Linked DNA regions of Homo sapiens: region 1 is linked to region 2. The links are chromatin loops, found by intact Hi-C in ENCODE. Cell type or tissue: PC-9. All regions are shown on one strand. Links, peaks and the distances in the headings refer to the core of each region. The heading gives the core; the rest is flanking DNA. Region 1 overlaps LOC105374602 (a long non-coding RNA gene). Region 2 overlaps AHRR (aryl hydrocarbon receptor repressor).

What was found. Hi-C counts contacts between places; a loop is a spot of excess contacts. Peaks named below come from ENCODE experiments on the same cell type or tissue, not always from the same donor. Only the 100,000 strongest peaks of a DNase experiment are listed, where the experiment ranks them.
Region 1: a loop joins it to region 2, with 13 times the contacts of the local background. A loop is called at or near these places in 3 of 110 quality-filtered maps.

The regions. Positions count from the first base shown.
Region 1 is chr5:36,847-47,920 of GRCh38, reverse strand. LOC105374602 (a long non-coding RNA gene) reads left to right here. Exons shown (of 3, transcript XR_001742541.1): 2 at 10,283-10,374. Among named protein-coding and RNA genes, the nearest start is that of PLEKHG4B, 50 kb to the left of the region's middle. In PC-9, for the core only: a CTCF peak has its summit at 5,464 (motif pointing left); no DNase peak of the experiment used is centred there; H3K27me3 peaks cover 6,863 bases.
Region 2 is chr5:424,053-435,126 of GRCh38, reverse strand. AHRR (aryl hydrocarbon receptor repressor) reads right to left here. Exons shown (of 11, transcript NM_001377236.1): 8 at 7,121-7,320; 9 at 2,603-2,664; 10 at 2,180-2,321; 11 at 1-1,274. The coding sequence ends at 293. It overlaps PDCD6-AHRR (PDCD6-AHRR readthrough (NMD candidate)), which reads right to left. Exons shown (of 13, transcript NR_165163.2): 10 at 7,121-7,320; 11 at 2,603-2,664; 12 at 2,180-2,321; 13 at 1-1,274. Among named protein-coding and RNA genes, the nearest start is that of EXOC3-AS1, 14 kb to the left of the region's middle. RefSeq lists enhancers at 3,730-3,849, 3,990-4,269, 9,817-10,436. In PC-9, for the core only: CTCF peaks have their summits at 3,785 and 3,991 (motif pointing right); no DNase peak of the experiment used is centred there.

The DNA.
Region 1 (11,074 bases), core at 1,872-9,871, 390 kb after region 2:
ACTGTCTCTTACTTTTATTTTTTTATTTTGTAGGCAGTGCAGTGGCTCTATCTTGGCTCACTGTAACCTCCATCTCCCAGGTTCAAGCAATTCTTCTGCCGCAGCCTCCCAAGTAGCTGGTACTGCAGCCACACACCACCATGCCCAGCTAATTTTTGTATTTTTGGTAGAGACAGGCTTTCACTGTGTTTCCCAGGCTGCTCTCGAACTCCTGATGTCAAGTGATCCACCTGCCTCGAACTCCCAAAGTGCTGGGATTACAGGCGTGAGCCACCATGCCCAGCCTTCACTTTCTTCTCTGAGTCAGAGATCTCTAGCAAGATAGCCTTTTCACAACTTTTATTGCAATGGAAATATTTCAGACCTTTGTCAGGTTAAACTGTTAAAGGTATGTCTGTTTGTCTGTGATACGCTGAATTTAGGAATGTATGACTCAGTAATGAAAAGTTGATCTGGCATCACCCTAGGCATTTGAGCTCCCAGATGGAGAAGGATCTGTTTTTCCAATCACTGACAAAGCCTGGCATGATCATGGCTTGCAGGAATGCAGCACCCCAAGAGGACCCTAGCAATTGGGAGAATTTTGTTTACATGACAGCCCCAAATGACCTTAAATTCTAAATAAAAGTTTGAAGGGTGATTTGTATAAGGGCCTTGTTTTTTGTTTTTTGTTTTGAGATGGAGTGTCACTCTGTCGCTTAGGCTGGAGTGCATTGGGGTGATCTCGGCTCACTGCAACCTCCACTTCCCAAGTTCAAGTGATTCTCGGGCCTCAGCCTCCCAAGTAGCTGAAATTACAGGTGCTCGCCACTATGCCCAGCTAATTTTTTGTATTTTTAGTAGAGACGGGGTTTCACCATGTTGGCCAGGCTGGTCTCGAACTCCTGGCCTTGTGATTTGCCTGCCTCAACCTCCCAAAGTGCTGGGATTACAGACGTGAGCCACCTGCCCAGCCAGGGCCTTGTTTTTAAAGAAAAAAAATTATATATATATATAAAATATACTGGTGAACATTTTACTCAATATTTAAAAATCTGTAAGACCTTTCAGTACATAAAGCTTATATAACAAAATCTAGCAAAAGTCTATAAAATCTAAACACATTTCTAAAAGAAAGGGTGGTGCCACGAAAGTTTACATGCTGAGGCTTTCAGGGTGGCTGTGCTGTGTTGGATGTGGGCAGTGTTCTCTGTCTCGTCGTTTTGCATATATGACAGTTCTGGCTCACAAGAGCCCTGGGAGCCCATCTGTCAGCCTGCATCTTGTGGCATTTGGCAAGTAAGATCTGTTTAATATAAGGTGTCAGTAAAGCCAAGGTTATGATATCTAAAAATAATCAACACTAATTCCCTAGAAATTTAGTCTCTTTTGACCAAACCACTGGTGCAATGTGGAGTTACTGCATTATATGTAAGAAGAATAACACCCTCACTCCAGCATCTGAACCAGAACTGACACTCGGTGGTGATTCCCCCTTTATTCTAGGAGGTATTAATGTTAGCTATGGCAATGTAAAACCAATGTTTTTGGAGGCAGTAGGGGCAGAGAATGGAAAGTCCTCTACAGCCGTCAACATGGGGAGTGAGACAATGCAGGTGTTGACTCACGGAACTGGACAAGAATCTGCTGCTCCTTCTCTACTTAGAGTCTCTATCATTTGCATAGAAGGCTTAAACGCAGGGAAGGCATGAGGATTCCGTGTAAACTTCAGTAAGCTGCATAAACAGAGGCGGTGATGTTTTATGTCTCTGATCTTTTCCAAGGACATCTGGCCTCCGGGTTGCAGCGCGATGCTTACTAACAGAAGCTGACTCAGTTGTGTTTTCTGGTTTTGGGGAATATCTTTAATCTCCACATGAATGTTTATAAACCGTTGGGGCTAAACATGAAAGTCACTCTTCAGGTGCCGTCTCCACCTAGCCAGTGTGTACATTTTCTTTCTCTCTCTTGCAGCTGTTCTCTTCCTACAGACTGAATGAAAATGAAAAGGAAGTCATTTCTGCATGTGTCACAGAGGCATCCTTTGGTTCTAAAGTGAGCTGAGTTGGATTCCACAAGCATGTGGTCCTTGTAGCATGTGAATAGGATTCAGGCATGGACGAGAAGGAAGGGTTTTGGGGGAGACTGTAATCGCCCTGTCCAAGCTAACCCTCCAGCTGTGCAGGTGACAGGCTTGCCTGAGTTTGTGTTGTGTGTGTGTGGCACAGCTGCTAATGTAGTGTCCAGAAACATCTTACAAAGTCAGCATTTCCCTACATGTAGTTTTATGTGGGTATAAATTCATTTCAGTTCTTGCCATGAACATTTGTACAGTGCTTCCAATTGAGGGTTTGACTGCCTCATATCTGGAATCCTTGAGGTTTATCCTTCTGGGAGTCAGTGTCATGAACATTTTCCCCCTAGGTCAAGAGTCTGCTGTCAACATGATGTTCTCTAATTACACGGCTTCGTACAACTCCCAGCTCTGTGGACATATGTTTTTGTATTTAAGGCATTCCTTTTTTTACCTGTTCATAGATCATCCTTGACTCTGCTCTTTTCCCACTGCCTTTATCTCAGGTCCTTCCCAAGGTTTCGTCCTGGCTGACTTCTTTTAAGTACTGGAAGTAGAGGTTGTGGGGTCAGTCAGCCGGGCTTCCGATCCCTTCTCTTCCCATTACTTGGCAAATTAAAGCTGTGTTTAGGCCTTATTTATGTCATCCTGGATTTCTCAAGAGTTACAATTTTTAGATATATTAATTACAATTATAGGATTGTTTAAAGATCAAACAAGACAATGTATATTGTTGTGTTTTGTAATTTGTTGTTGTTGTTGTTTGTTTGTTTCAGACGGAGTCTTGCTCTGTCACCCAGGCTGTAGTTCAGTGGCACGATCTTGGCTCACTGCAACCTCCGTCTCCCGGGTTCAAGCGATTCTCCCGCCTCAGCCTCCCGAGTAGCTGGGACTACAGGTGCCTGCCACCATGCCCAGCTAATTTTTGTATTTTTAGTAGAGACAGGGTTTCACCATATTGACCAGGCTGGTCTTGAACTCCCGACCTTGTGATCCGCCCGACTCGGCCTCCCAAAGTGCTGGGATTACAGGCGTGAGCCACCGCACCTGGCCTGTAATCTTTAAAGCTCAATAGAAATATAAGATCTTGCTATTATGATGCGATTATAAAATCTTTCATTCTTTGCTTTTTCCTTGGTTGCTGGCCTAGAAATTGAATCAATTCTGTTCTCTTTTTATTTTTTAAAAATAATCTTGATCATGTGAAATTGCTGATATTTTAATATATTGCTGATGTTTGATCTATTCGAATGGTAGCTTCCTATGATTTCTTCTAATAGTTAAAATTCTATCAGGCTGGGCACGGTGGCTCATGCCTATAATCCCAGCACTTTGGGAGGTCAAGGTGGGCAGACCATCTGAGGTCAGGAGTTTGAGACCAGCCTGGCCAACATGGCGAAACCCTGTCTCTACTTAAAATACAAAAATTGGTAGGAGAACCACTTGAACCTGGGAGACGGAGGTTGCAGTGAGCCGAGACTGCACCACTCTACTCCAGTCTGGGCAACAGAGCGAGACTGTGCCAAAAAAAAAAAAAAAAAAAAACAAAACAAAACAAAACAAAATGAAACAAAAAAAACCCAAAAGTACATCCAAGTTGTGTACTGAAACGCCAGACAGTGCCACTAAGTGAATGATGATATAAAACTCTTATTTCTTATTTTGCTACGATGTTAGGTTCTTAACAATCATTCCGCCTGCCAGTTTACCTTGGTGTTTTTTCCCATTAAGATTGGTTTCCCTTCAATGTCTGGTGATTCTTCGTTGTTCACATTTAATAGTGACACATGAAGAAGGAGAATGAGTCTGTGTTATCATTAGTGAAAGGGTCGTCTAGATGGTGATTCTTCACTGTTCACATTTAATAGTGACACATGAAGAAGGAGAATGAGTCTGTGTTATCATTAGTGAAAGGGTCGTCTAGATGGTGATTCTTCACCGTTCACATTTAATAGTGACACATGAAGAAGGAGAATGAGTCTGTGTTATCATTAGTGAAAGGCTCGTCTGGAGGTGATTCTTCACCGTTCACATTTAATAGTGACACATGAAGAAGGAGAATGAGTGTGTTATTAGTGAAAGGCTCATCTAGATGGTGATTCTTCACTGTTCACATTTAATAGTGACACATGAAGAAGGAGAATGAGTCTGTGTTATCATTAGTGAAAGGCTCATCTAGATGGTGATTCTTCACCATTCACATTTAATAGTGACACATGAAGAAGGAGAATGAGTCTGTGTTATCATTAGTGAAAGGCTCGTCTGGAGGTGATTCTTCACTGTTCACATTTAATAGTGACACATGAAGAAGGAGAATGAGTCTGTGTTATCATTAGTGAAAGGCTCGTCTGGAGGTGATTCTTCACTGTTCACATTTAATAGTGACACATGAAGAAGGAGAATGAGTCTGTGTTATCATTAGTGAAAGGCTCATCTAGATGGTGATTCTTCACCGTTCACATTTAATAGTGACACATGAAGAAGGAGAATGAGTCTGTGTTATCATTAGTGAAAGGCTCGTCTGGAGGTGATTCTTCACTGTTCACATTTAATAGTGACACATGAAGAAGGAGAATGAGTCTGTGTTATCATTAGTGAAAGGCTCGTCTGGAGGTGATTCTTCACTGTTCACATTTAATAGTGACACATGAAGAAGGAGAATGAGTCTGTGTTATCATTAGTGAAAGGCTCATCTAGATGGTGATTCTTCACCGTTCACATTTAATAGTGACACATGAAGAAGGAGAATGAGTCTGTGTTATCATTAGTGAAAGGCTCGTCTGGAGGTGATTCTTCACTGTTCACATTTAATAGTGGCACATGAAGAAGGAGAATGAGTCTGTGTTATCATTAGTGAAAGGCTCATCTAGAGGTTTTACTTCAGGGAGTTGATGGGGTTTCCGCATGTTAGTAAGTGATGCCTTTGGTCTGGATGGTTTCCTTTCTCTGGAGAAAACCTTCTCCTCTCCTCTCTGGAAGGCAGGTGCTTGCTTGTTGGTTGTTGGTGTTCTACTCACTGGTTACCCGAGGGGTGGGGTGCAGGCATCGGTGAGGGAGGATAATGAGGGTTGACTGTCAATGTACAGATTTTAATCAACCCTCCTGTTTTCTGACGCCTGCCTCACTTCTCCGCCCCTCACCCCCAGGAAGGACCACAGATGATGCTCCTTCTCGTGGAGTCGAGGCCATCAAATCACTTTTTGTCTTTGAGAGAGAATGAGTGTCGGCTCTCACATGCTAAGCACACATTAATTTCTCTTATCATTTATTCCCACCTAGTGTGTGAGTGGTTTTGAGAGAATCCTGTATGGCATGGTCCTCAGGCGCTTGACAAAATTGGTCCACCCTCTCCCAGGTAATCCTGGCTCTAGGCCCTCTTCCATGTCCTGGCCTTCCCCAGCAGTCCCCTGGAGCCCTCTGCTGACCAAAACTCTACACTGAAGCGCCACCCAGAATGGTGGCCCGTGAAGGGTTCCCAGTTCGGGACACGTTATTCCTCTTCTGTAAAAATTGCACCACTTTCAGATAGACTCTCAGGCAAAGGCACAGAAAATTATCTGATTAGTTTCATGATCTTTTAGAGGTTTCATCTGAGCCAGTAGTTTTCAAAATGAGTTGAGGGTTTCATATCCTAAAATGTTGCATTTAAATTCTAGTTAAAAATAGTTTAACTACTGTATTTTTCCATTCTAAGACAGATGTTTTTTCCCATGCTTTACTTTTTGTGGCGTTAGCATGTATCTTACAATTGATCCACTGCATTTAATATGATGAGATTGCTTCTGTTCTTCTAAAAAATTATGAATACTTTTGTGACAGGTATTGATTTAATAGCATCTCAGAATGTAAAACATCCATGTTACAGTCATTAACTCTTCTACAATATTTAGATGCAAGAAGGTCATATTTCTTTCTTTTTATAAGTCAAATTATATCTAGCAGAAATTCCCATGTATCAAGATATGGAAGATTCCAGTTCACAGAGGTTCCTCATCATATTCTGTGCCAGACACAGGAGGCTGGTATGGTGGGACTTCATGCTCCTCACCTTCCTATCTTACTACTTTTCTTGTGACTGCCAATTGCTGGCCCTTTACTCTGAAGGGGGTGAGAGGACCACTGCCCCTGGCACTGGGGAGGGATGCTCCTCACAGCACACGAAGTGCCAAGAAGGCAGCTGTCAAATGCTGGAACCTTGGCCACACCAACCACATCTGGGGAATTGCATGTGACTAGGGCCTAGCCCATTAGGAATGCTCCTCTTCTGGGAACATCTCTTCAGTATCTTCGTTTTGATTTCCCATTGGCTAGTCCAGCTTACCCCCTTAGATGATTCTAGATCTCCCCAGAAAATACCTAGGTGAGAGTTATCCAGGCATATTCTCTTTCCCTCCTTTAAACTCCTAAAGGCTATATTGCGTGTGTGTGTGTGTGCATGCGTGCGTGCGTGAGTGTGCATGCATGCGTGTGTGTGTGTGTGTGTGTGTGTGTGTGTGTGTGTGTTAACAGAAAGGCCTAATCTGCAAAAACACAGCTTGGTCTTCAGGAAATAGATGGGAAAAGGGAAAAGGGCTGCTTTATTATTTCCTGGTGCTTCCAAAGCACACACAAAGAAGATATAAGTTAGTACTTTCTCTAATAATTCCATCTGTAACAATGAGCATTTAAAAGTTGTGATAATACATTTAAATACCATGCCCATACAAGTGCATTATAAAATGTAGCATTAATGAAACAATTAAATGTCCCAACTTAACCTGTCTTCTTGTAAGCCATGAAATAAATTTCTCCCATGATCTCTATGTATATGTTTACCATTTGTGCAAATATACCACTGAATAGAGCTTGTAGACAATTTTTATTTTGACAGCAGTCCACTCATGTAAAATTGCACACAAAAATACTACTATAACCTATGTGCATTCTAGATCCAATTCAATGTAAACCAAGGCCCATTTGTTCATGCATGTGTTTTTATGATTTTGTCTGTTCCTTTTCTGATTTACATATTTATAATACAGAATGTGAGAAGAGTGAGCTCTTTCTAGTTATTTAGCTTTAAGATACAGAAAACTGTTCTAGAATCTTTAAAAAGCAATTGCAGGAATTTTTTAAAAGTCTCTTGAAATTAAAGTCAAGTTTTTTTAAAAGTATTCTTTAAAACTACTTTTCTGTGTACATCAAGATTTATCAATAGCATATGAACAAAATAAAACAGGAAAGGATGGTAATGGCCACCTCATATTGCTTATTTCTTTTATAATAACTAAGTCATATAAATTGAGTTCACAAAAATATTTATATTAATGAAATTATAATTTATCATTGGTAATGTTTGAGTTTTTCTTGTGCATTTTTATGTAGCAAGAAAAAAAGCGTTTGCTATTAAAAATCGTTTTTAAAAAATCGGAGCAAGCCTAAGCCCCTTCATTTTACGAACACAATAACCTGAGGCTCATCAGTGCTGGTGACTCACACAGGCGCACACTCAGCATTGCTGGATGTCGGCTCAGGATCCAGAATGCATTTGGACAACACATGCTACATTAATAAATGCACTTTAAAATAGGCCCATGTTAATCCCAAAGTAACTAAACATGTTGGATTTGTAAAAGAAGATGTGTATGAATGAGGACATGGCATTTCGACATGAGTTCTGATTCCCGCCTTTCTAAAAGCAGAATCTGCAGTCCATTTTCCCATTGCGAGATTTCAGAGAGCCTGGCGGCACTTACAGCAGACATCAGAGATGCCTCAGCGTTTCAGATGAGGGCGGTAAAGACCTTCTTTGTTACATGAAAACCTTTGTTTTCCAGGGGAGAAAACACAGGTTGGGTCTAAACTCAATCCTCCTATTGATATATTTTAGTGACGCTGAAAGAGGTTGTTGCGTTTGGCAAGTGCATGTGGAGCTGTGCAGTCCTGCACCGAAGCCCTGCAGTCCTGACTTCTGAGTGGAGCTAGAGGAGAATTATAATAATGTGTTTGCACTACTTGCCCAGTCGTAAAAAATAGCAAATTTTTTTAAGGCATGTTTTTAATGAGAATAAAATAGTCTAACAATGTTTACACACCTATTTTAGTTATTATATTCTCTAAGCTATTTTTATCCTCACAACCTTGGAAGCACTCCACCATCTCCATTTCAGAAAGTAGGCAGTAACTGAACAAAACTGTCTACTTTTTTAAAACAGGATTTATTTCATTAAGAAAGTTTATAGTTTATGTAATTAATACCGTTTCGTGGTCTGCATTCAATGGGTGTTGGCATCTGCACACTGTCGTGGGTCTACCGTTGTGGTGAAATCACACACGGTGGTCTCACTGCCCTAAACGTCCAGGGCTCTCTGCCCATCCATCCTTTCCTCTCCCCAATCCCTGTCAACCACTGATTATTTTACTATGTATGTAATTTTCCCTTTTCCAGAATGTCACGTAATTACATAGATATTTTACTATCTATGTTATTTTCCCTTTTCCAAAATGTCACATAATGCCCACAGCAATGAATGCGAGTTCCTGTTGCTCCACATCCTGACCAGCATTTGGTGTTTTTGGTCTTGTGGATTTTGGCCATTCTAATAGGTGTGTAGTGGTATCTGACTCTTGTCTTAATTGGCAATTCCTAATAACATATTATACAGAGCATCTTTTCATATACTTAATTTCCATCTGCATATCTGTTCAGCTTTTGCCCATTTTTAATTGGGTCATTTGTTTTCTTATTGTTGAGTTTTAAGAGTTCTTTGAATATTTCATATATGAATCCTTAGATGTATTTTGCAAATATATTCTCACTGTCTGTGGTTTGTCTTTTTATTCTCTTAACAGTATCTTTCACAAAACAAAAGTTTTTTTATGTTAAAGTTCAACTTCCCAATTTTTTTCTTCGTGGATCATGCTTTGATGTTGTATCTAAAAAAAATCACCAAATCCGAGGTTATCTAGAGTTTTTCCTTATGTTATCTTCTAGGAGTTTGAAAATTTTGCGTTTCATATATTGATCTAATATCTACTTTGCATTAACTTTTGTAAAAGGTGTAAGGTCCGTTTATAGATTCATTTTTTTTTCTGCGTGGATGTCCAGTTGTTCCAGCACCATTTGTCCATTGAATTGCCTTTGCTCCTTTGTCAGAGATCAGTTGGCTGTATTTCAGTCTGTTTCTGGGCTCTCTGTTCTGTTTCACTGATGTATGTGTATGTGTCTTCTGTTTTGCCTTCAATTAAAAAATATCTAATTGCTACCTCAATTTGCTTATAAATTCTCATTTGTAAACAGAAAAGCATAAATTAATGCCTGGGTATCTTTTAGGGTAGATGTTGCATTGAATACAATGAGCAGAATGAGTTATAATCTTAAAAAATATAAAAATTTGACCATAGTGGTAACAGATTTACACACTAGTGACATCAATGACAGAGTCCATTGCAATATTGCTTCCTCCCATAGCCTCAGCTCTGCTTCACACCAGGTAACTACCAATCCCTTCTGTGCTTCATTCAAGGATTTCTGTGGGGTGGAAAGCAGAAATATCATGATATCAGTGGAGAGAAGAAGGCAGTTTCCCAGGCTGGAAGCAGTCAGATCACCAGTGGGTCCCAACACTGCTCTGTAGCAATGCCTACAGGGTGATAGAAACAGAGACAGGGTGCAAATGAGGTGGGTGCAGGCCCTGGGGTTCCAGTGTTTCCTGGTTCCCATGGTCTATAAGATGCTAAGAAATGAAACCTTCTGGGCTTTTGGGGGCTCCTGTGGAATTGGAAAACGAGAAAGTGAGCAGTGACAATCTAGACTGATTATTAGAGGTACTTCTCCCACTTTTCAGAAACCAAGGAGCCTTTGATTAGTAGTGAAATTGTGGCACCCCAACTACAGTGGAGTGGAATGTCCTGCTATTCTGGAGGGGTGATGGCTCAGGGTCAAGACTGGACTAATTAGAAAAAAAAATGCACTCCAGGAATATCAAGTCCGAAACAAAGCTCATTTCTCATGTGCGCTCCAGGAGTATCAAGTCCAAAACAAAGCTCTTCAAACCACCTAGGAAGAGAAAACAGCATGACAAGGAAAGGTATATTTGTCTGATCCCAGGAATCAATATAAACATCCATGATAACTGCACCTTTTTAAAAAATATATGATTTCGATGAGACAAGAGAAAGAGACTGATTGTTGCTGAGTCCCTGCTGCAGTCCTGACACAGCTCTCCTTATTTTGTTGATGCTCATGAGGACCCTGATGTCTGAGGAAGAAGGTTCACATCCAACTCTGCCCCTGGTGTGTCACGTGCCGGCCTTGTCAACGCACACGAGAACCTGACAGGGTGAGTGTTATAACCCAGTCATAGAAAAGGAAACTGGCTCTAAAGTGTTTGGCATCTTACCCAAGTTCTGACACTTAGCAGAGGCCTGAGTTTAAATACAGCCTCGTCTTGCTCTTCGACAGCCTCAGCACCACATGCCCTGGGTGGCCCACGCAGTGAGTCACTGACAGCCCTCGTGGTTGGCCCGTGGCACAGCATGGAGCAAAATGGCCCACTGACCTTTTCAGACACTCGGGCAATGCGTGATATTGGGTATGTGGTCACTCCCAGTGAGTTCTATTGTTCAGGTTAATAGAATAGCTAATTCTATGTTTATTGTGAATAAAGGGAGATTTCTTGTGGTTTTTAAGAATATAAATCTTATCTATTTTGCCTACAAGTTGGAAGTTCCGATGCTATAGGAAGCATAAGTGCAGGTTATAATGATGGGTCTTTTATAAGACTGAATTCACATCAAACTGAATCAGTAACTCCAGCTGCATGAACAGGGTGAAACATTAAACATTTAATGAAAATAATTCCTTTCTCAGGTCACAGCAAGGACTAAATATGTCCAATTATCATGCCCACTAAGAAGATGTATTGTGATATTTGCAGTTAATCACTAATTCAGTTCAAAGGATATTTATTAATTGCTCTGGGCATAACATCAATTGGAAGCAGTGTGTTCACATGGAAACAAAACTTACCTGAGACTCTA
Region 2 (11,074 bases), core at 918-8,917:
AGCTGTCCAGCCATGATCACTTTCCTAAAGATTTTAATTCCTCAAAGAGAAATGCTGTCATGCTTGAATAGACTTAAGGCCAGTTTTCATTTAAGAACTGTTGGGATATTTTACAAAATTCAGGATAGGCTCCTGCGTATGCTGCACACACACACTAGCAGACTGCGCATGCACAGCTCTGCAAAGCGTGTGTCTTAGGACGGGCTCCGGCCTGACCAGGAGCAGGGCAGCCCAGCCACCGACGCATCTGAGCGTAGACACACAGATCTGAGCTTGGATGGTGGTCACTGCGCTATGGCAGGAATGTGCACCCCGAAGCTTGGGGCGGGACCAGCGTGGCCAAGGCACTTTTGGGCAACATCCCGGGCACCATTCCCTGGCTGTGAGTAGCCCACTGGGGTGAGTCCAAGGGCTCCCGCTTGACCACAGGGGCGGCCTCAGCAGCTCTGCAGGTGCAGGACTGTTCACCTCGGCCCCGTGCACAGAGCTGGTGGGGAGGCTCCGACTGGGGAAGGCCGTCTGTGGGCTCCAGGCAGGCACAGTGTGCAGGGTGGAAAGGGGTCAGCTCCCTGCTGCGCCCAGCAGTGGCCCTCCCATGGGGCTGAGCCCCCCGCACGCCGTGCCCCAGGTGCGAGATGTACACCTGTTGCCGAGAGTCTGGCTCTGTTTTCAGGTGCATCCTGGTAGGGAAGGTGGCTGGGTGGCTCCTGTCACTGGCCCCCAGCCACACCTGGCTGGGCACACAGCCGTCTGCAGCACCCTCACACCCAGAGTCCTTCTCCATCTTGATGGACACATCTAGCAGCAGCGTCGGACCACACAGGTCCCCCGGAGGCATCGGTACACCTTGCAGCTTCATGTCCTCCATGGGATAGCCCCTCGTGGCAAAACGCTGAGCTCCAGGCTGAGGGAGCTGGTGCTGCAGGCTCCTCTGGGGAAAGTGGCAGAGGGGAGGGTGCACCTGGTCCTCACCGACATCCCGCATGGGTCTGCTGGTCCGGCTGGAGTAGGCACTGGGGGACGGGCTCGGCGGGTGAGAGATGGGCGAGTTCCTGAAAGTGCCCTGGACACACGGGCAGGGCAGGCAGGAGCCGCGGGGCATGGGGCGCAGGGAGGGCGGGTCATTCTTGCTGGGCTGCAGCCTCGGCCTGGCACCATCCTCACTGTGCTTTCCCGCTGTCCAGGGCAGGGGCTTTGTGGGTCCTGGAGTCTCCCTCCGCCCTGTCACTCCAGAGGCCCTGCTCAGCATCCTGTGCTGCTCCTCCTCCCTGTCCCTGCAGAGAAAAGACGGGGCCCATTTGACAGCAGCTGAAGACACCAGGTCTGGCTGCCCTGGGTGGGGGTCTCTAAGGGAGGCTACGAAATCAGGACGATGCTAAATCTGCCAAGGCTGCTACACCGACCCCTCACTGCGCTGTGCCTTCTAACCCCCCCAGCAGCCCAGGAGGCTGTGCCAGCACCCCACCCCCACTGCGTGCCTGGGGCGAGTGAGGAAGGCCCAGGGTGGGGCGAGGGTGCAGGCTTCAGGGAGATGTCTCTGTGAGGCCTATGCCAGCTGTCCAGTGTCAGCCACACCAGTCACTAGCGTTAGGGGTGGGGAAGGGCGGTGCAAATGGTCCCAGGGAACTGCAAAGCAGAAAACACCATGTCCAGCAGTTTCTGTGGCCAAGCTCTGCTGCTGACCAACAGGACACCACGTGCCTTGGGACTGGCACTGCATGACTGTGAGATGGTGACCTGGAGAGTGGGGAGGGGCCTGTGGGGCACAGCTGGGCTGGTCAGGAAAGGGGAGGAGGCCCACCTGGGTGGCAGGCAGGCCCTGGGGAGGGAGAGGGGGGAGAGAGGGCTCTGAGCAAAGGCAAGATGAGGTTGGAGCCGGGTGACCCAGGGTCCGAGTGACAGGTGAGGGCGGGTCCCAGAGCCCACGGGGCATCCTCGCTCCCAACATCCCTGGACCACTGCTTCCCGGGGTCAGTCCCCAGCGACACACGTGACTTCCAGTCCGGGAAGCTGTGTGGACAGCTCCACAGAGAGTAAGGTTAGCTGTGGCTCGTGTGGTGGCCAAGGCTGCTGTCGTCTTTTTTATTTTTCTTCTTAATCACTCCCCCACCCGCTCTTTGGCCTCCACGGTGACTTAGGGAGCTGCCAGGGCTGGGGGAGGCTGCCTGGCACCACTTACCCTGAGCCCCCCTTGGGGTCAAGGACAAGGTCAGGGCCACCCCGGAGGCACAGGCATGGGGCCCTGGCGGGAACCTGTGCCCATCGGCCAGCGTCAGTCTGTTCCCTGAGCACCAAAACGCCGCTCTCTCTGCTGCTCCTTCCTGTTGGGGTTTAGAGGGGGGGGAAGCCGTCACGGTGCGAGCTGAGGAGCTCCTGGAAGACGGTTGCTTGTTCTCAGCAAGGCAGGACCCATCGGCTCCTCAGAAATGCACAGACCAGAGCCCAGGAACGGCACTTGTCCACAGCAGGACAGACACCAAGTCTCTGCAAAATGGCTTTTCCATGGAATACGCCAACATCTCCACTGGGCGGGGAAGCTCTCCAAGGGCAGAAACACATTTTACCCATGTGGAAAAGATCAGATAAGAAATGTTCTAAGTACCTGCTGAGTAATTGGGTTTTCCATGCAGTTCCGATTCGCACAGACTGGTGGTGGCTTTTACTCTGTGAAGAACACAGATGAACATGTGACATGTGACGGATGAACAAGATGACATGTGGATGAAACATGTTTTGATGGTAGAAATTAATAATGACAGGTATTGCTGTCACACCTGAGCAGTGAAGACAGAAACAATAGTTCACTCTTGTTTAATTCTTTATAGTGTGGAAAGTTATTTTCTCAGTTACAGGTTTACTGAAAATATTGTCACGTCACTTTTCAGGCCAATGAAGGGCTAATGAATTTGCTTCAGAAAGTAGAAGGATAAAATCATAGGATGATTTTTAGAGCTTATATTTTTTTCCTGGAAGGCCAGAAAGAAAATACGGTCCATTCTCATGACTCCAGGTAGTTATGTTCCAGGAAGTGAACACTGAGGTGAGTTGGAGACCAACTCACACGGGACATGTGTGTGTACCCACACACGCATCACACTGATCTGAATCTTAAATCCCAACAACTCACCCTGGTAGATTCTATTTTCTTTTGCTTTTCAAAAGAGAAACAGTAAGTAGCGCTGCCCCACCAGCAGGTCCCAGAGTTGAGTTCAAACCCATCTGACTGGCCCCACAGCCACAGCTCCGGTGCTGCCCTCCTCTCTGTCCTCTGGGCACCTCCAGGAGGCCCATGACTAACACAAGACTCACAATGCCCCATCTATGTCCATGAATGGCTGCAAAGCACAGGGTGTGTTGACATGGGGGTCCCAGTGAATTATGGCGAGCAGAGGAATTCACAGAATGGGCTTCAGGAAGAGGCAGATCAAGATCATGTCACAAAACCCCTGTGGGAAAAGCTGTGGAAGACTGGGGGGCTGTTGGGGGCTGCTAGGGGCCGCTGCTGGGGGCCATGGGGGCTGCTGTTGGGGGCCGCTGGAGGCTGCTGCCACTGCCTCAGGGCTCTGATTCTGCAGAATGCACCTTGCATCTTGCACCACTGTGGTGCCCTGGACCACAGTCCTGCGGCTCAGGACTGGTGGACCACAAGGTGTATCCTGAAAGCCGGCTTCTGAATCCAGCTCAGAGCAGGGTGGGGAGAATTCCAAAAGCCTTCGGCTCATGGGAGTCAGTATTCTTGGTTTGGCAAGTTTTCTTCCCCCTTCTGAGTTTGAATAACATGTTTGTTGAGCTGAAGTTGTGTGCCAGCTTTATGTGCCTTGGGCTCCACCCCACCCTCACAGCCCCACAGGGGGTCTCGTCCAGGCCGCAGGAGGAGCGCTGTGACCTTCGGCCCCACACCTGAGCTTGTGATCCCACACCTACGCTCCACCCCAGGGCCGGGACAGGGCTGTGCGCACACAGGGCCAGGCCTGCCCTGCCCTGCTCTGACACCAGGGGGCTGCGTCCCCTCTGCTTCTAGGGTTGGGAACTCCCAGGGAAGACCGGGCTTGCCATGTGCAGTGGAAACTCCACGGTGACGGTAAGCGGAGGACAGTGTTCCAGGGTTTGCGTGGTCCCTGTAGGTGCCGGAAGACCTGGGCCCGAGCCCTGCAGAGACCCCAGGTCCTTTTCTGTGCACCTATGTAGCATTTACTTCTTTTCCCTTTAGAATTCTATGTTCCTCCCTTGCACTCTACATTTCCATCCTTTAAAATAAGGTACATACATTTAATTTAAAACCTTCCAGAGATGTGTGGGCCTCAGCAGGCTGACCCGTGTCCTGGCCGTCCCTGGAGCTGCCCTCTGTCCACCCTCAGACAGCAGCAGTGAGGTGGGGCTAGCAGGGCCCAGGCAGAAGCTGCTCATAAGCAGAAATGAGTAACGAACGTGGAAACCAACACAGCATGAAAACCTTCAAATAACCGCTGCTGCTGTCAGACTGTAGAGCTGTCTAAACGGTTATCTGAAAGAGGTCAAAGGTGAGGATGGAACTCACGCCCACAACAGAGACCACCGTGAGTGCCGGCAAGGTGGCCTTGGGGCCTGCAGACAGAAGCCCTTCACAGTCAACCCTGGACACTGAGCAGGGCGTCCCAGAGCCTCCAAGGTCCTCCTTTGCAGGTCCCCTGGGGCGAAAGGGCCCTCGGCCGTATCCTCTGCATCGGGAAGCCAGCAGGCGTGTGACGGGGTCCTCCCAGAGGGGGCTCAGTGGCGGGTCCTGGTGCTCCCACGGAGGGCACGGGTGTGAATACAGAAGATGTGCTGCCCGTCAAAGGCGCCAAAGAACAGGAGGGACGGCAGCGTGCCGGGTGCTGCTGAGTCCCAGATCTCAAACTAGTTCGGGAGCCTGGACTCTGACAAGGTCAGTCAAGACCGCATCTAAAAAATGAAATTGAATACTAATGGAAGTTAAGGAATGCAGCTAGAATTCAAAGTCGGACCACAAGGCAACACACGTGACTGCAACTTAAGATCACCCCAACGCGCCTGCCACAGCAGGTACAGCAGTAAAGGCAGCGCCCAGAACAGGGCGGGGACGTCTGCTCCGGTCTGCACAGCTCCATCTGCTGTGAACATCCCCGGGGCTGTCCATGCACAGAGGAGGAGCATCGGAATCAGGACATATCTGGAAACCGTAACCCGGGGCAAGGCAAACAGAGCAGAGAGCGCTCAGCCAACACAGGGCCGTGGCAACCCCAGGCAGTGAGATTCGAGTCACACCACGAAGAATCTGCTCTCAAGGTTCTGTCTGAACCCAGCAATGTTTTCCGTGTGGGGTTTGTGCAGCCTCAGCCAATCACTCCTGGGCGCTATGCCAGAGATTCCCACTGGGCTGGCTGGGGAGCTGAATTCGACGCCTGCTAAGATTCCTTTCCCACTCAGTATTTGCTACCCACAGAGTGGGGAGGCCACGAACAAAGCGGGCTGCCCAGTGGCGGCTGCAGGATCGCGCGGCAAGGCTGAGCTGCACTTGGTTACCAGGGCCTGGGCCTGCAGCGCCGAGGGGCCGAGGACAAGTCGGGTGGGTCTCGGAGTCACAGAGCAGGAGCACCTCACCGACAGCCAAGGACCCGGGGGCTGAGGGCCAGGGGGCAGGGGCAGGGCCGGCCCAGACCACCCCTCTGCCCTGCGCTCAGCCCCGCCCCATCAGGCTGTCCCAGGAGGAAGTGGCAGGAGCGGCAACTCGCCCAGGTGGCCGGGGAAGGGGTCCTGCACGATTCTCTGAGAGGAAGTTGGATCTCCGGCATCCTGGCGGCCCCGGCCCTACCTCACTCCTGCAAGATTCTCTGAGAGGAAGTTGGATCTCTGGCATCCTGGCGGCCCAGCCCTACCTCACTCCTGCACGATTCTCTGAGAGGAAGTTGGATCTCTGGCATCCTGGCAGCCCCGGCCCTACCTCACTGGTGTGTTCCCAGCAGGTGGAACACAGTTTCTATAGGCACAGCATTTGCATCTCTCCCAGCACGCAAGGCAGACTTAACACATTCTAGGAAACTATAGACACGAATCCCCAAGGGCAGGGGTCCCCAGCCCCCAGCCACAGATTGGTACCCGTCCATGGCCTCTAGGAGCCAAGCTGCATGGCAGGAGGTGGGCCCTGCGCAAGCGAGTGAAGCTTCATCTATATTTACAGCCACTCCCCACTGCTCGCGTGACCGCCAGAGCTCCACTGCCTGTCAGCTCAGCTGGGGCATGATTCTCACAGGACTGTGAACCCTGTTGTGAACTGTGCATGTGAGGGAGAGCCCTAGGTTCGAGCTCATGAGAATCTAATGCCTGATGATCTGTCACTGTCTCCCATCACCCCCACCCCCGCCATGGGGCCGCCTAGTTACAGGAAAACAAGCTCAGAGCTACCACTGGTTCTACATTATGCCAAGTTGTATAATTATTTCATTATATATTACAATGTAATAAAACAGAAATGAAATGCATAGTGAGTAAACGTAATGTGCTTGAATCATCCTGAAACCATCCCCCCACTCCCAGTCTGTGGAAAAATTGTCTTCCACCAAACTGGTCCCTAGTACCAACAAGCTCGGGGACCAACAGGGTGTTTTCTACTTCTGAAAGGCTGAGGGAGCTGTGGGTAGGCCTGGGTTGGCCAGGGACGAGGACCAGCTGGAGGGGCAGCTGTGCCGTTCACCCTCCATCTGCCCACCAGGGACGCATCTCTCCGGCATGTCCTGCAGCCGGGAACTACCTCCACTTGTCCATAGACAGACGGTGTGAAGGGCGGGCAGCCAAGAGATGGAGAAAGGCAGGGGCCACAGCCAGCTCCGCATTTTCTTGAGGACACGGGGTCAGGACACTTATTCTGAAACTGGTTCTGTAACAGGATGATTTAGGAATGAATCGATACAGGCAACGTTTGGTGCCAGTTTGCAAATACGAGTTTGAAAAACATTGTTTCATCTAATCGCTGCTGCCTATGTTGTGTAATGACTTTTACGACACGAAACTGACTTATTACTGGCTGGAAATGAAGAAAGAAGACACAGAAAACACTGAGTGTGGAGGTGTTTTGTGGGGGCCGCCAGCAGGCACCATGTGGCTGTGAAGGGCGAGTCTTACTCACTTTGCATCCGCGGTGGCTGCGGTGTCTGCTCTGGGTTTTGCCCTCAGGAGCGCGCTCCTCATTTTCATCTCCGCTGCGGAGGGGAGGAGAACGGGTGCCGCAATGCAGAACAGCGACAGCCGCGGCGGGAGCATGGCTCCTGACGGCGCCTTCTTCTTCTGTCCAAACAGGAATTTTAGTTTTCCTTGAAACTGCATCGTCTGGTGTTTTAAAGACAGAGAGGAAGGCGTGTTCACCAAGTGGCCTGGCAAGGTGGTCACAGGACACAGAACTCAAGGGCGCGACAGCGGCTGGAATTCGTAGGGAGGCAGCTCACCATGAGTGGCTCGGGACAGCAGAGCCGCAGCTGCCAAGCCTGTGACCCCCGGGCCTGCAGAGTGATTCGATGTGCTTGAATCATCCTGAAACCATCCCCCACTCCCAGTTTCTCTGGAGCCGCGGCGACGGCCTTTGACAGGTTCATTCCCGCGTGTGTGCCTGTTCATGTGTGCCACCCCATGCGCAGGTGGCACGAACTGCGCCTGTGGGACCTGCCACCTGCCCACAGCCGGGCCAGCGGCAAACCCCTGGCAAGAATTCGCAGGAGTGGATGATCTCCAAGGATTGTTTCAGCTTTAACACTCCATTTCCAAATTATCAATTCTTCATTTGTAATTATGAAATTTAGGCACGACTTGATTTTATTTATCTAGGGTGTACAGTGAGACTTTAAAAGCCAGCAAGTAAGCTAGGAGTTTGTTATATAAGAAAATAAAATATCTCTCTACAAAGGGAAGGCTGATGTATAATTTAGTTGTTTACCAAGGGCCTTCAGGGGTACTCCTGCCTTGTATGGAAGAATCACCCCACAATGTGGCTCCACCCTCTATCCTTATTTCATCCATCTATCTTTCTATCCATCCATCCATCCACCAATCTATCTTTCCATCCATCCATCCATCCACCCATCCATCCACCCACCCATCCATCCATCATCTTCCCATCCATCCATCCACCCACCCATCCATCTTCACATCCACCCATCCATCCATCCATCCATGTTTCCATCCATCATCTTCCCATCCATCCAGCCATGTTTCCATCCATCCATCTTCCCATACATTCATCTACCCAGCCACCCACCCACCCATCCATCCATCCATCCACCCATCCATCCATCTATCCATGTTTCCACCCATCCATCATATTCCCATCTATCCATCCATCCATCCATCTTCCTATCCATTCATCCATCTGTCCATGCATCCATCATCTTCCCATCCATCCATCCATCCACCCATCTATCTGTCCATCTAGCCATCCATCCACCCATCCATCTATCCATCCATCCGTCCACCCATCCACCCATCCATCTTTCTATCTATCCATCCATCCATCCACCCATCCGTCCATCCATCCATCTTTCCATTTGTCCATCTATGCACCTACCCATCCATCTTCCCATTCATCCATCCATCTGTCCATCTATCCATCCGTCATCTTCCCATTCATCCATTCACTCATCCATCCATCCATCCATCTTCCCATCTATCCAACCATCCATCCATCCATTCACCCATCTTTCCATCTGTCCATCCATCTTCCCATCTATCCAACCATCCATCCATCCATTCATCCATCTTTCCATCTGTCCATCCATCCATCCACCCATCCATCTTCCCATCCATCCATCCATCATCTTCCTATCCAACCATCCATCATCTTCTCATCCATCCATCCACTCATCCATCCACTCATCCATCCATCCATCCATCCATCTTCCCATCTATCCAACCATCCATTCATCCATTCATCCATCTTTCCATCTGTCCATGGATATATTAAACAAATAATAAACACCTGCTGTGTAGCAGTCACATAATTGGTGGGGATTCAAGGCAGCGGTGTGCTGGGAAATGTTTAACATCTAGCTCTCCAGGGGGAAAAATTCCCAGATATGCAGTGTTTGCCAATTTTTTTAGTATAAATATTCCCAACACAGCTGATTTCAAGCTCCCAAGTTAATTTCAGCCGAATCTCAAAAACTACCATTTTCAGTTGGCCCTGTGGGTGGCATGAGGGAGCTTCCATGACACCCGCATTGCCAAGACTGCACCACTCAGGGTGAAAGCCGGGAAGAGCCGTGAGGTCCTGCAGGGTCTTGGTGTATTCTGTGTCAATACAGGAGCCCTTTATGGTGCTGTGGATGAATGGATTTTAATGGGAAAACAGAATCAGACACGTATTTGTGTAAACCTTATTGCAATATTTTAGCATCAATCTAATTTCTCTGGCTTGTTTCCTCCATTCAGTTCTTTGTTTGACAATTCCATTTTAAACTATATTCCAGTGGCTGCACAGTAAAATCCTTCCAATTTTGGGTCACCTAGAAATAAGAGTTTTTAATTAACCAGGAATTGGTTATACAATTTTAAAAAACGAACAACATTCCTTAGCCAATAAAAGTAAGTATCTTAATTTCCTCAAAATTTAGAACAAAATACCAACAGTGAAACACTGTCTCTACTAAAAATACAAAAAAATTAGCCGGGCGTGGTGGCAGGCGCCTGTAGTCCCAGCTACTCAGGAGGCTGAGGCAGGAGAATGGCGTGAACCCAGGAGGCGGAGCTTGCAGTGAGCCGAGATTGCACCAGGCACTCCAGCCTGGGTGACAGAGCGAGACTCCATCAAAAATAAATAAATAAATAAATAAAACTTTATTGTCCCTAGCTACCTAAATGAAAGATGTGCCCTGGGGCGTGTGCGTGGCAACAGATCTGGGGCCTGTGGAGAGCTGGTCCTTCCACCAGGCACCCAGTGGGTGGGAAAGACACAGAAACAGGCAGACCCACAGGTACCTCTGCCATGGGGACCGTCTGCACCCAAGGTCCCCAGGAGGTCATGGGTCCACAAATGGGTGGAAAGCTGAGCCCAGGGGGCCTGCCCAGCTACAGTGCTGGAGTCAGAGGGCCTTGTGGGGTGCTGGGGTCTGAGGGCCTTGTGGCATTGAATTGCAGCCAGGAGACAGCAAGGGCCACCACTGGGGCTCTGAGGGGCCATGACCCAGGGCTGACTGTGCTGTGGCCAGGGGGACCACAGTGCCTGGAGGGTCTGCAAGGTGGGCAGGGCTCTGGGACAGGGTGGGAGGCCTTTGCCCTGACATGTCCGATGGGGAGGAGTTCTCTGATTCAATGAGGAGCTGGAAGAAGAAATGGTCAAATAGCAGAAGTGAAAACCCCAAGTATCTGTTTGCAAGAGAAGAGGGTGAAACCAAAAAGCTCAGCAGATGCCATGGGCTCAGCCACTCACGCCAGCCACAGCCAGAGGCTCTCCCAGTTTGCCAGCCCTTGGCAGATGTGGGGCACATTTTAAAAAATATTTTAATAAGTTTTAAATAAAGGTACAACTAGAGTATAAACCTACTGCAGAGTTTTACATTCTCATCGACCTGGCTTGTCCACCACAGCAGGCCTCACGGTTGACTCATCACGCATGCCCAGAGGCGTCACAGCCCCACACCATCGCCGGGTGCACAGAGCTCAGTGCCCAGCCCTCTCCCACCCACCAGAGACACATGGGTTAACACCCCCATACCATCACAGGGTGCACAGAGCTCAGCACCGGCCCTCGCCCCCCCACCAGGGACACATGGGTTAACACCCCCACACCATCACAGGGTGCACAGAGCTCAGTGCCCAGCCCTCTCCCACCCACCAGAGACACGTGGGTTAAAGCCCCCACACCATCACAGGGTGCACAGAGCTCAGCACCGGCCCTCGCCCCCCCACCAGAGACACATGGGTTAACACCCCCACACCATCACAGGGTGCACAGAGCTCAGTGCCCAGCCCTCTCCCACCCACCAGAGACACATGGGTTAACACCCCCACACCATCACAGGGTACACAGAGCTCAGCACCGGCCCCCGTCCCTCCACCAGGGACATGTGGTTTAACGCCCCCACCCCCTCTTGCC